Linked DNA regions of Homo sapiens: region 2 is linked to region 1. Evidence: chromatin contacts called from ENCODE Hi-C or POLR2A ChIA-PET data. All regions are on one chromosome and are shown on one strand. Each heading gives the region's core, a stretch centred on a gene start or an enhancer-like site at or near the end of the contact. The rest is flanking DNA. Distances are from core to core; before and after follow the strand shown. Region 1 has its middle 58 kb from the start of LINC02628. Region 2 holds the start of LINC02628 (long intergenic non-protein coding RNA 2628).

Region 1 (6,356 bases), core at 2,370-4,869:
AGTGCTATCCCTCTGCAAAGCCTTCTCTGACTCCTCTAGTCTCCAGGTAAACTCTCTCTTCCCTGAATATAGAGGTCTTTGTATAATCTCCACTGCTGTAGTTAGCATTGATCATTGATAGTCCTATTGAGCAGCCAGAATTCTCAAACCTTGAACTCAACTCTGGGCAACTTCCATTGTACTCTGGTACTTCCCAAGAGATAATACCCAGAGGATGCCAGCTTCACACTGAGATCCTGTTCTTTTCTGGAGAGGTGAGCTTAGGGGAATAAAATGAGTAATCTCAGAATATTCTGCCTGAAGCTAAAGCCAGCATCAGGACTGAATGTCCAACTCCTGGTTCCTGCTGCTGTTTTCTCAGGGTCTACCTTGACTCACCATGGTGCCAAAGAAATTAAAAGAGCTGCACCAAAGGCAGAAGTTTAATGATTTGGCTCCTTCCACAGAATTTTATTCCCTGGACTAAGCAGACCAGAGCTCCGCTTCTCATTTAAATGAGAAAGGGAAATTTCAGATCATTCCTATCCTCACATGTGTTGGTTTTGTATCATCAGTTGGTTTTGTATCTTCAGTTGGGTCTGGAAGGTAAAATGTCTACTGCTTCCTTTTTTCCCTTAAGTTATGAAAACACTGAAGGGTTCATCTTTAGCTCCTCTAAAAGTTTTTATGACATGTAGAATATAAAATAGCAACAAATACATAATAAATTGATAAAACATAAATTCTTGGGAAGTTTTTATAGATTATAGAGACACAACTTACTATATAATCATTAAGGTAAAGTTGTTAGAGGACTAGATTCTAAATGCTGAAGGGTCATAAAATCTTAGTATAAACCATTGTCATTAGAAAACTTTAAAAATGTTATCTCTGGATTACAAAGAGCATTTTTGCCAACCAAGCTTACTATAGATCACATTAACACAAAACTTTAAATTTGCCCATCATTATTATTTACTTTTATATTTTATGGAAGAGTTGATCTTTGTGTCCTAAGGGTCTGGACACACTATTTGCAAAAGACCAAGGTGGCCAAGGCTCACCATACTGGCATTTCAAATTTGGATGTGAACAGATTTACAGATTTGCTGCTGTCAAAGACGCAGGAAATTAAAGACGGATATTGTGGCTTTTGTTCTGCTACTGAGTTCTTTTTTCAATCAATGATATTGAGATATAAATTGTGTACAATATAATGCACACATTTGTATGTGCTCAATAAGTATGTGGCATATATATGTATGTATGTATACACATAAACATATGTACATATGTGTATGTATACATATATTCATATATGTATATGACATATACATATATACACATACGTATATGTCAATATTTCCATGACCAATCAAGTCAATATGTCCATGACCCCCAAAGTAGTTCCATGGTACCCTTTCACAGTCATCACTTCATCATCCCTATAGAACCTCCTGTCTCAGCAAATGCAGGAAATAACTGAACTTTTCCCAGGACAGATGCCAGAATTTTATATAAATGAAATCATGTGCTATTTAATCTTCTGTGTCAGACTAATCAAGAAAAAAACAAATGAAGACATAGATTACCAATGTAAAAATGAAGAGTACATAACTATTGACCCCACAGATATTAAAAAGATAATACAAGGATACTATGAACAACTGGTGTGTTTAGACTTTTCATATTTACTGATTTTTTTTAATGGTTGGGTTAAACTATCTTGAAATGTGATTTCTTTTTGCCCCATTTGTCTTTGTTAATTTTTTCTTCTTTTTCTGCCTTCTCTAGGTTTAATTAAGCATCATAATTTAATTTTATCTCCTCTATTGAATTATTATTTAACTTGTTTAAAATAACTGTTAGTGGTTGTCTTAGGAGTTACAATATACATTTTTAAATAATTTGTGTCTAACTTAAATTATACTGTTTCGTTTGTTGGGTAACGATGTGGTATAAACACACAACATATTTTACTATTTTTGCTATGAAAATTAGCTTTTAGAGCAACTAATAACAAGAAAAAATTATATTTTGCCTCAATTTATTCCATTTCCAATTCTCTTCATTTCCTTGTGTAGATTCAAGGATTCAAGGTTTTGTTGTTGTTGTTGTTTTGAGATGGGTTCTCACTCTGCTGCTCAGACTGGAGTGCAGTGGCCTGATCTTGGCTCACTACAACTTCTGCCTCCCAGGTTCCAGCGCTTCTCCTGCCTCAGCCTCAGAGTAGCTGGGATTACAGGTATGCATCACCACACCTGGCTAATTTTTGTATTTTTAGTAGAGACAGGGTTTCACCATGTTGGCCAGGCTGGAAGATTCAAGTTTCTGACCTATCATATTTCTTCAGCCTGAAGAAGTTCCTTTAACATTTCTTATAAGATAATCTGCTACCAATGCATTCATTCTCTTAGTTTTTGTTAGCTGGAGAAAGTCTTTATATTTTATTAATTTCTCTGGATATAGAATTCTGGGTTGATAGTTTCTTTCAGAACTTTAAAAATAAAATAGTAAGCCGTTATTTTCTGGCTGACTTGTTTCTGATGAGAAGTGCGATATATTCTTATCCTTGTTCCTCTGTAGGTAATGTACCTCTGAGGGAGAGGGTGCCTGCCTTCATGATTTTCTTGTCTTTGATTTTCAGCAGTCTGAATATGATATGCCTGGATGATCTTATTGTGTGTTTGTTTTTATATTTATCCTTCTTGGTGTTCTCTGAGCTTCTTGGATCTATACTTTGGTGTTTGTTATTAGCTTGGAAAATCTTCTGCTATTATTTCTTCAAATGTTTCTTCAGTCTCATTCTCTTTCACTTATTCTTTGGGGATTTCAATTATGTACATTTTAGACAATTAGATATGGTGTAACACTCCTGGATACTGTGTTGTGGGGATTTTCTCCTCTACTCTTCTTTTTTTTGTACTTTAGTTTGCAGAATTTCTATTGATCTCTATCCAGTTCACTGATTCCTTCTGTGGCTGTCAAGTCTACTGTTGAGTCCCTCAAAGACAATCTTCAGCTCTTTTACTGTGTTTTTGTTTTTTAGTATTTTCATATTATTCTTTTTTATAGTTTCCATCTTTCTGTTGAAATTATCTAGCTGAACTTGCATGTTTTCTATCTTCTCCATTAGCATTTTTACCATATTAATCACAGTCATTTTAAATCCTGTGTTTGATAGGTCCATGTATGTGTCATATCTTAGTTGTGATGGTTGTATATGATTGCTTTGTCTCTTCAGACTGTGGGTTTTCTTTGCCTTTTCCTATGTCTCATACATTTTTTTTGGTTGAAAGTTGGGCATGTTGCAAAGGACAAAGATACATGTCTTTCTTGCTGCCAGGCCTTTAGTGGAAGGTTTTGTGTTAATATAGTCAGGAGTTGATCTGGGTTTGAGGTTTGTTGTTGCCATAACATAGTTTTCCCTTATCCAGTTTCACTTTCCATGGTTTTAGTTAACTGTAATCAATTGTGACCCAAAAATGTTAAATGGAAGATTTCAGAAATAATGTATAAGTTTTAAATTGCATGTCATTCTGAGTAGTGTGATGAAATTTTGTGCCATCCTACTCCATCCTGCCCAGGATGTGAATCATTCCTTTGTCCAGTATCTCCATGCTATAAACACCAATCACCATTAGTCACTCAATGGCCAACTCGGTTATCAGATCAACTGTGACTGTCATGGTATCACAGAGCTTGTGTTAAGTAACCCTTATTTTAGTTGATAATAGTCCCAAGTACCACAGTAATGATGCTGGCAATTAGAATATGCCAAAGGGAAATTATAAAGCGTTTCCTTTAAGTGAAAATGTGAAAGTTCTCAACTTAATAAATAATGAAAATTATATGCTGAGGTTGCTAAGATCTATGGTAAGAATGAATCTTCTATCCATGAAATTGTAAAGAAGAAAAACGAAATTTGTACTAGTTTTGCTGTTGCACCTCAAACTGCAAAAGTTACAACCATAGTCCATGATAAAGGCTTATAAAGATGGGAAAGGCACTAAATTTGTGGGTGGAAGACATAAACAGAGACATATTCCCACTGACAGCAATCAGGTTTGGCACAATTTGAGGTTTCAGGCATTCACTGGTGGTCTTGGAACATATCCCCCATGGATAAGGGAGGACTATCGTGATTATTTTCAGTGCACCATAGCCTCAAATTCCTCTAGCAATACCTTGTGTTTAGGATGTGAGCTAATTTGCCAGAGGGTTTTTCTTCCCCCTCAGTGTTTACTCCCTTCTTACCTTAGAGTTCTTCCTTCTGCACTGTTTCCTAGTTTTTCTTCCCCCTCAGTATCTACTCCCTTCTTACCTTAGGGTCTTCCTTCTGTATTGTTTCCTAGAGAGAATCTGTCTTTTGCAGCAATCTCAGCTGTAGGTTACTTTTACTCAACACTTGTTAGCATGGTGGTAGGGAGAGCCGGAAGGGGTGTATTCTCTCACCAAGCCTTAAAATGAGGCAGTCACTGTGGATTTAAGCTTGTACCAGCTGTAGTCCTGGGCTGCCACCCTCAGAGTAGAGTTTAATTTTTTCTCTTCCTTTCCTGCAATTTCAATGGATTTTCGCCAGTGCCCTAAACTGACAATTGTTATCATTTTTTGCCCTGTAGTTTAAGATTTTTGTTCCATAGGGGAGATATGGGAGATGGGTCTGGGAAGTGTTTCGGGAGTAGCTACTATTCCCTCCCCCAAGTCAGCACAATTAGGAAAACTTTCTTAGGAGTCTTCCCTATCTTCTCTTTGAGTGTCTCATCATACCCTTGGAAGACAGGACTGCAAGAGGATGCAAATATTTCTATCTCTGGGACCCGGTGGCTCCACATCCATATGTGACCTGGAGCAGTTCATTACAATTTCTAAGCTGAATCTCCTTTCCAAATTATACAGCATGCAATGGCATCTGCCCTAGGTAAGCAAATGCCTGAGTCCTGTTGCACCTTGTAGGTCCTGGCCTCTCCCCAGATTTTAGGTTCTTTCCCTGCCATGTCAGATCTCTAATGAATTCAAGAAAGGTCACTAATTTTCACTTGATTAAGCTTTCATTTTCTTATTGTAAGGCTGGGAGGCTGGGAATAAGGCTCTTTCTGACCCTTTACATCTCTTAACTGAATGCAGAGGATCCACATATTAATTTTTAATGCTGAACAGAAACTGCATCCCTGGGATTAACTCCATTTGGTCATGACAGTCATTCTATTTATACATTGTTGAATTCACTTTACCAATATTTTAGAAGAGAGGTTTTTAAAATCTATGATCATGAGGAATATTGTTTTATAAATTTCTTTTCTTATAATCTCTTTGTCAGGTTTTTGTGCCAGGGTTATTCTAATCTTTTAAAATTAGTTGGAAGGTGTGCCTTCCTCTTTTACTTTCTGAGTTTGTGTTAAGTTTTGCATTATTCTTTTGTGTGTGTGTGTGTGTGTGTGTGTGTGTGTGTGACAGAGTCTTGCTGTGTCTCCCAGGCTGGAGTGCAGTGGCACGATCTCAACTTACTGCAACCTCTGCCTCTTGGGTTCAAGCAATTCTCCCATCTCAGCCTCCCAAGTAGCTGAGATTACAGGCACACGTCACCATGCCCAGCTAATTTTTTGTATTTTTAGTAAAGACAGGGTTTCACCATGTTGGCCAGGCTGGTCTTGAACTCCTGACCGTGGGTGATCCTCCCGCCTCCGCCTCCAAAAGTGCTGGGATTACAGGCATGAGCCACTGCCTTTGGCCAAGTTTTGCATTATTCCTTACTTCAAAGTTTGAACTCACCAATGACATCATCTGAGTATAGATGTATCTTTGTGGGGAAAAATTTTTAATAGAAATTCAATTCCTCTGATAGATACAGGACAATTCAGATACTCTATATCTTTTTGAATCAGTTTTGGTAAGTGGTGTTATCAAGCAATTTGTCCATTTCTTCTAAATTCGCAAGTTTGTTTATACAAATTTGCCATCATGTTACTTTATTGTCCTTGTAATGATTGTAGGATCTGTAGTAAGACTTCCTTCTTTTTAAAATCCCATTATTGGCAATATCTTGATTAGTTCTGCTAGGAGTATCAGTTTTGTTGACCTTTTAAAAAAATGACTTTTGGCATTGTTAATATTTTTTATTGTTTGACTTGATTCCATTGAGTTCTGTTTTTAAATTTTAATTCTATTTACTTTCAGTTTTAACTTGCTCTTCTTTTTTTTCCTAACGAACATGGAAACTTGACTATTAATGTTAAGCTTTTTTTCTTTCTAGTAAGGCATTGACAATGATAAACTTCACTCTAGGCAGTTCTTTAGCTGCATCTTACAAATTTTGTGTTTTAATTGTCAATCAACTCAAATTTGAAAATTTTACTTGTAACTTTTTTGAAGTTTAA
Region 2 (5,967 bases), core at 3,231-5,730, 58 kb before region 1:
TAGCTGTCCAGGAGAAAAAAATGAAATCTGACCTCTACCCATAACATACACCAAAACAAATTAGAGGTGGATTTATAGACTTATATATAAATGATTAAATAATGAATCTTCTGGAAGAAAACATGAGAGAATATCTTCTTTTTAGAAAAATCACCTTATTGAAATATGATTGACAGGTTGAAAGTTATACTTGTTTAATGTATACGACTTGACAAGTTTGGAGATAAGTATACACTCCTGAAACCATAACCACCATAAAGTTCATAAATATATTCATCAATCCATTAACTCCTGAAGTTCCTGCCCACTCCCTTTATTATTATTTTATGTGTGTGTGTGTGTGTATGTGTGTGGTATGAACACTTAACGTAACATCTACCCTTTCAGTAAAATGTAAGTACAAAATACAGTATTGTTAGTTACAGGCACTATACTGCATAGTAGATCTGTAGAACTTATTTATCCTGTATAACATTGTACCCTTTGGCCATAACCTCCCGATTTCTCCTTCCCCACCCTCCTGGTAGCCAGCATTCGCTCTCTGCTTCTAAAAGTTTGACTATTTTAGATTCCACATATAAATGAATAAATGAGATCATACAGAATTTGTCTTTCTGTGTCTGGCTTATTTCACTTAGCAAATTGTTCCCTAGGTCCATCAATGTTGTTAAAAATGACAAGATTTCCTTCTTTTCAAAGGTTAAATAGTGTGCCATGCATATATACATCATACTTTCTTTATTCATTTGCATGTTAGTGGACATCTAGGTTGTTTCCAAATCTTTGCTGTTATGAATAACGCTGCAGTGAACATGGTGGTGCAGCTATGACTTCAAGATACTGATTTCAATTCTTTTAGATAAATATCTAGAAGTGGGATTGCTGGATCACATGGTGGTTCTACTTTCAATTTTTTTAGGAACCTTTATGGTATTCCTTAATGAGTGTAACAATTTACATTCCCACCAACAGTGTACCAAGGTTCCTTTTCCCCATATTCTCCCAAACACTTGTTATATTTTGCTTTTTCAATAATTAGGACCCTAACAGGTATGAGGTGATAGCTCATTGTGATTTTGATTTATGTATAATAATTCGTGATGTTGAGCACTTTTTCAGTTACCTGTGGGCCATTTGTATGTCTTTTCTTGAGAAATATCTATTCCACTCTTTGCCCATTTTAAAAATATGATGATGATGATGATGATTATTGCTATTGACTAGCAGGAGTTCCCTGTATACTTTGGATTTTTTTTTTTTTTTTTTTTTTTTTTTTTTTTTTTGAGACAGAGCCTCACTCTGTCACCCAGGCTAGTGGCACCGTCTTGGTTAACTGTAACCTCCACCTCCCGGGTTCAAGCAATTCTCCTAGCTCAGCCTCCCAAGTAGCTGGGATTACAGGCACACAACACCACGCCCAGCTAATTTTTGTATTTTTAGTACAGACAGGGTTTCATCATGTTCACCAGGCTGGTCTCAAACTCCTGACCTCAGGTGATCCGCCCTCCTCGGCCTCCCAAAGTGCTGGAATTACAGGCATGAGCCACCCCACCCAGCCTATACTTCGGATATTAACCCCTTATTAGATGTGAGGTTTGCAAACATTTTCTCCCATTCTATAGGCTTCCGTTTAACTTTGTTGCTTGTTCCCTTTGGTATGCAGAAGCTTTTTAGTATCACTTGATCTGCTTCTGGAATTAGTTAATATATTAATTATTAGGATTGAAATCCTGTTACTTTTTACAGATCATGCTTATGCCTTTTAATTTCATTAATCAGAGAATATTTTTCAGATATTACCTTAGAAGTGAGGGTGTGTGTGTCCTGTTAAATTCGGTATAATTTAATTCCTTTGTGTAAGCAGTCTTTCTTTTTTAAAATAGTAGTATAAGCATATTATGTCTTTATTTTAAGCAGTCTTTCTTGGTTTTATTAGTACTAAAAGTATATTATGTATTTATTGTAAAGTCTTTTTTAACCAGATCATTCATATAATTTGGTTGAAAAAATATATTTTACAGTACTCTTGGAAATTAACAGAGCTGTTGGATGTTGGAATGCTTGTTTGAGAAAGCAAGCTTTATGTTTACCCCTGTTGGGGCTCAGAAACTGATACCCCAAAATATGGCACTTTGACATGATGAACTGAAGAAGCTTCAAGGTCTCTCGGACCTTCCTCCTTCTCCTGCCTCTCATTTCTTTGTCTCTCTCAAAGCAAAGGATGAAGTTGTTCTGTGAAGTTCCCTTATCTGCCAGAAGTTTGGACCCATTCAAGAAAAAAACAATCACCTCTGCTCCCTTTCTTAAGTTTTCATGAACTGAACTCATATGGCAGAAAGAAAGACTGAAGTCTGTCAACACACCTGGAGAGACTTTTCTCACAAACCATTATGTCTGCTCTGTGGGCCCAACAGACTTTTTTTCTAGGCCATTATACGTTCTTCAAGCCCATTGAATTCCCCTAAAAATCGTTTACTACTCCTACACACTTCCCTATCTCCCCGTCCTCTAAGAAGGGTATAGAACCATCTGTACTTCATTGCACTTTGTGATTTCCCTCTCTTTGCACATAGATAAATTTGTATGCTTTTTCTTTTATTAATCCGCCCTTTTCAGTTCATTTTCAGTGAACCTTCAGAGGGCAAAGGGAAAGTTTTCCCTTGGCCCCTACAGTCGGTTGTGTGTTTCTAGAAATTCCATTTCTTCTAGGTTATTCAGTTTGTTGTCATATAATCGTTCGTGGTCGTCTTTTATGATCCTTTGCATTTTGTGATATCAGGTGTAATGCCTCCTTTTTCATTTACAATTTTATTTATTTGAGTCTTCTCTATCTCTTTAAGTTAGTTTAGCTAAGAGAGCCAATTCCATGTATCTTTTCAAAAAACCAACTGTTAACTTTATTGATCTTTTCTATTGTTTTTCTAGTCCCCATTTTATTTATTTATGCTCTGATCTTTATTATTTCCTTCCTCCTGTTAACTTCGGACTTAGTTTATTGTTCTTTTTCTACTTCCTTGTAAAGATTTTTATTTGCCACATTTCTTTTCTCTTAATGGAGGCATTTATAGCTATAAGCTTCCCTCTTAGAACTGTTTTTACTGTATCCCATAAATCTTGGTATGCTGTATTTCCATTTTTGTTTACCTCAAGGTATTTTCATATTTCCCTTTTGATTTTTTCTTTGACTAATTAATTAGTTGTTCAAGAGTGTGTTGTTTCTTTTCCACATATTTGTGAATTTTTCAATCTTCATTCTGTTATTGATTTCTACTTTCATACTATTGTGGTTGGAAAGGATACTTGATATGACTTCAATCTTCTTCGATTTGTTAAGACTCATTTTGTGGCCTAACATATGTTCTATTTTGGAGTATATTCTGTGTGCTGTTTAGAAGAATGCGCGCTCTGCTGTTGTTGGATAGAATGTTCTATATATGTCTTTCAGATCCATTTGGTCTAATGCGTTGTTCAAGTCCACTGTTTCCTTATTGATTTTCTTTCTGAATGATCTAGTCATTGTTGAAAGTGTGGTATTAAAGTCCCCAACTATTACCGTGTTGCTGTCTATTTCTCTCTTCAGTTCTGTTAATATTTGTTTTATATATTTAGATGCTCTGAAGTTGGGTACATATGTATTTACAATTCATCATTGTATCCTCTTGATGAACTGGCCCTTTGATCATTATATGATGACTTTATCTCTTTTACAGTTTTTCACTTAAAGTCTAGTTTGCCTGATATATGCATGGCCACCTCTGCTCTCTTTTGGTTACAATTTGCATAGAATGTATTTTTCTATTCCTTTAGCTTTCAGCCTATGTGTATTCTTAAAGCTAAAGTGAATCTTCTGTAGTCAGTATATTGCTGAATTTTGTTTCTTAAATCTCTTCAGTCTTTCTATGTTTTATGATTGGATAATTTAATCTATTTATATTTAAAGTAATTATCAATAGGTAAGGCCTTATCACTGTCATTTTGTTGATTGTTTTCTGCTTGTTTTGTAGTTTGTTCCATTGTTTCTCTGTAGTTCTCCTTTATGATTTAATTTTTTGTTTGTTTGTTTGTTTGTTTGCTACTTTGAGACGGAATCTCACTTTGTCACCAGGCTGGAGTGCGGTGGTGTAATCTCAGTTCACTGCAACCTCTGCCTTCCCGGTTCAAGCGATTCTCCTGCCTCAGCCTCCTGAGTAGCTGGGATTACAGGCTGTTAGAAATGCTTGTTCCCTGGTGCCATAAAGAAATAGGACTTGAACATAAATTTAATTTCCTCAGCAAGGCCATTTGTCTTTCTGCAGAAAGTGTACACTCGCCAGCGGTTTTGCCATGACGAGTACACCAAACAAAGGAGACAGGGTCATTTATAACCTGACACGTCCACCCTACTGCTGTGTCCGATTTCCATTGGCTGGAATGGGACCTCACATTCTGTATTTGTCCCGATTGGCTAGCAACTTAGAATTTTTAAAAAGAGACAAAGGCAGAGGAGAACAAAGGAAGGAGCAAGTAACTTGTGGAATGCTGAGAAAGGTAAAAACACCTTCAAACAATGAGGAAGAACAGGCTGTGACCTAATGCTTTCTTGAACCAGTATAAGCCTGTCAGGGCAAATATTTAGGCTAAATAGTGGGAGCTAAGAACATAAAGTACATTGATTTCTTTATTACGGCTAGCAGATATTGAAGAATGTTAGCACAGATCTTTGAATAAATTTTGCTTCTAGGAGAAGTTACTATTTATTCCTAATTAGATGGGGAGGAAAGTCTCTTTGAAGAGGAACATCTACTTTACTTTTTACACAGGTGCCTGCCACTGTGCCCGGCTAATTATTGTATTTTTAGTAGACATGGGGTTTCACCATCTTGGCCAGGCTGGTCTCAAACTTCCTGACTTCATGATCGACCTGCCTTGGCCTCCCAAAGTGCTGAGATTACAGGCGTGAGTCACAGTGCCTGGCCTGATTTTTTTTTTATAGTGGTATGCTTAGATTCCTTTCTCTTTATCTTTTGTTTTTCTACTAGAGATTTTTGCTTTCTGATTACCATGAGTCTTAAATAACAATCTTGTAAAAGCTTGTTTTAAGCTGATAACCACTTAACTTTGATCACATATAAAAACTACAATTTTACTCCCCCCTTACATTTTATGTCATCGATGTCATAATTTACTCTTTTTATATTGCACATCTATTAAAAGTTATTGTAGTTATATTTATTGTTATACTCATAGAGCTGTGTCTCCTTTGTAGCACTTACCTCGTATACAATTTTATATTCTCTTATGTCATATTTGATTAGACTATGAGTTCCATGTTTCATGAAAGCACAGAATGTGACATTTTTGTTAACTATTAAATTTCCAGCACCAAGCATAGTACTTACTACAGAGTAGTTGCTTAATATATAATTATTGAATCAGTAAATCAATAGTGATTGCATTAGTGTGTAATTGGCTGTTTAATGTCCATTTTATCTCCATAAGGGCAGGAACATCTGTCTTTTTCAACAATGCATTTTTGGGGCATAATGCTAAGTAAATGATCCTCAATATAAATGTGCTGAATGAAAGAATTAATGGATGAATGAATAAAAGTGAATTGTGACTACCTAGGAACTATGGAAAAGATGAAAAGAGAGTTCAGGCAGTTGGCTTAAGGTGAGATGCAGCTTTGGCATTTAACAACCAAAGCCCAGACCATCCCCTGGCAGTGACCCACTCTCTCAGCTTTTACCTGTACTTCAACAGGGCATCCAGTACTTCAGTCTAAAGAAATTCAGTCCATCATTTAGGGCTTCCAAGGAGACCAAGGAAGAGATACATCTGAGAATGGCAGTGATATGGGTTGTCTGTGTCCCCACCCAAATCTCACCCTAAATTGTAATAATCTCTACATGTCAAGGGTGAGGCCAGGTGGAGATCACTGAATCATGGGGTGGTTCCCCCATGCTTTTCTCGTGATAGTGAGTGAGT

Evidence for each region. Hi-C counts contacts between places; a loop is a spot of excess contacts on that map. ChIA-PET counts read pairs that join two places held with the same protein, here RNA polymerase II (POLR2A).
Region 2: a loop to region 1 is called in a map of ovary, with 15 times the contacts of the local background. The contact joins the promoter of LINC02628 here to the enhancer-like site in region 1. A Hi-C loop is called at or near these places in 1 of 168 maps with a recorded cell type or tissue (ovary). POLR2A ChIA-PET finds 5 or more read pairs at or near these places in 2 of 52 experiments (GM12878 and PC-3).

Annotation. Positions count from the first base shown.
Region 1 is chr10:33,540,179-33,546,534 of GRCh38, reverse strand. No RefSeq gene overlaps it. Among named protein-coding and RNA genes, the nearest start is that of LINC02628, 58 kb to the left of the region's middle. Within about 2 kb of position 3,619, at least 2 of the 41 ENCODE cell types and tissues checked have a DNase peak (open chromatin) inside an H3K27ac peak, as active enhancers do; they include PC-3, where a contact is called at or near this core.
Region 2 is chr10:33,599,543-33,605,509 of GRCh38, reverse strand. It overlaps LINC02628 (long intergenic non-protein coding RNA 2628), which reads left to right and starts at 4,480. Exons shown (of 4, transcript NR_187516.1): 1 at 4,480-4,527.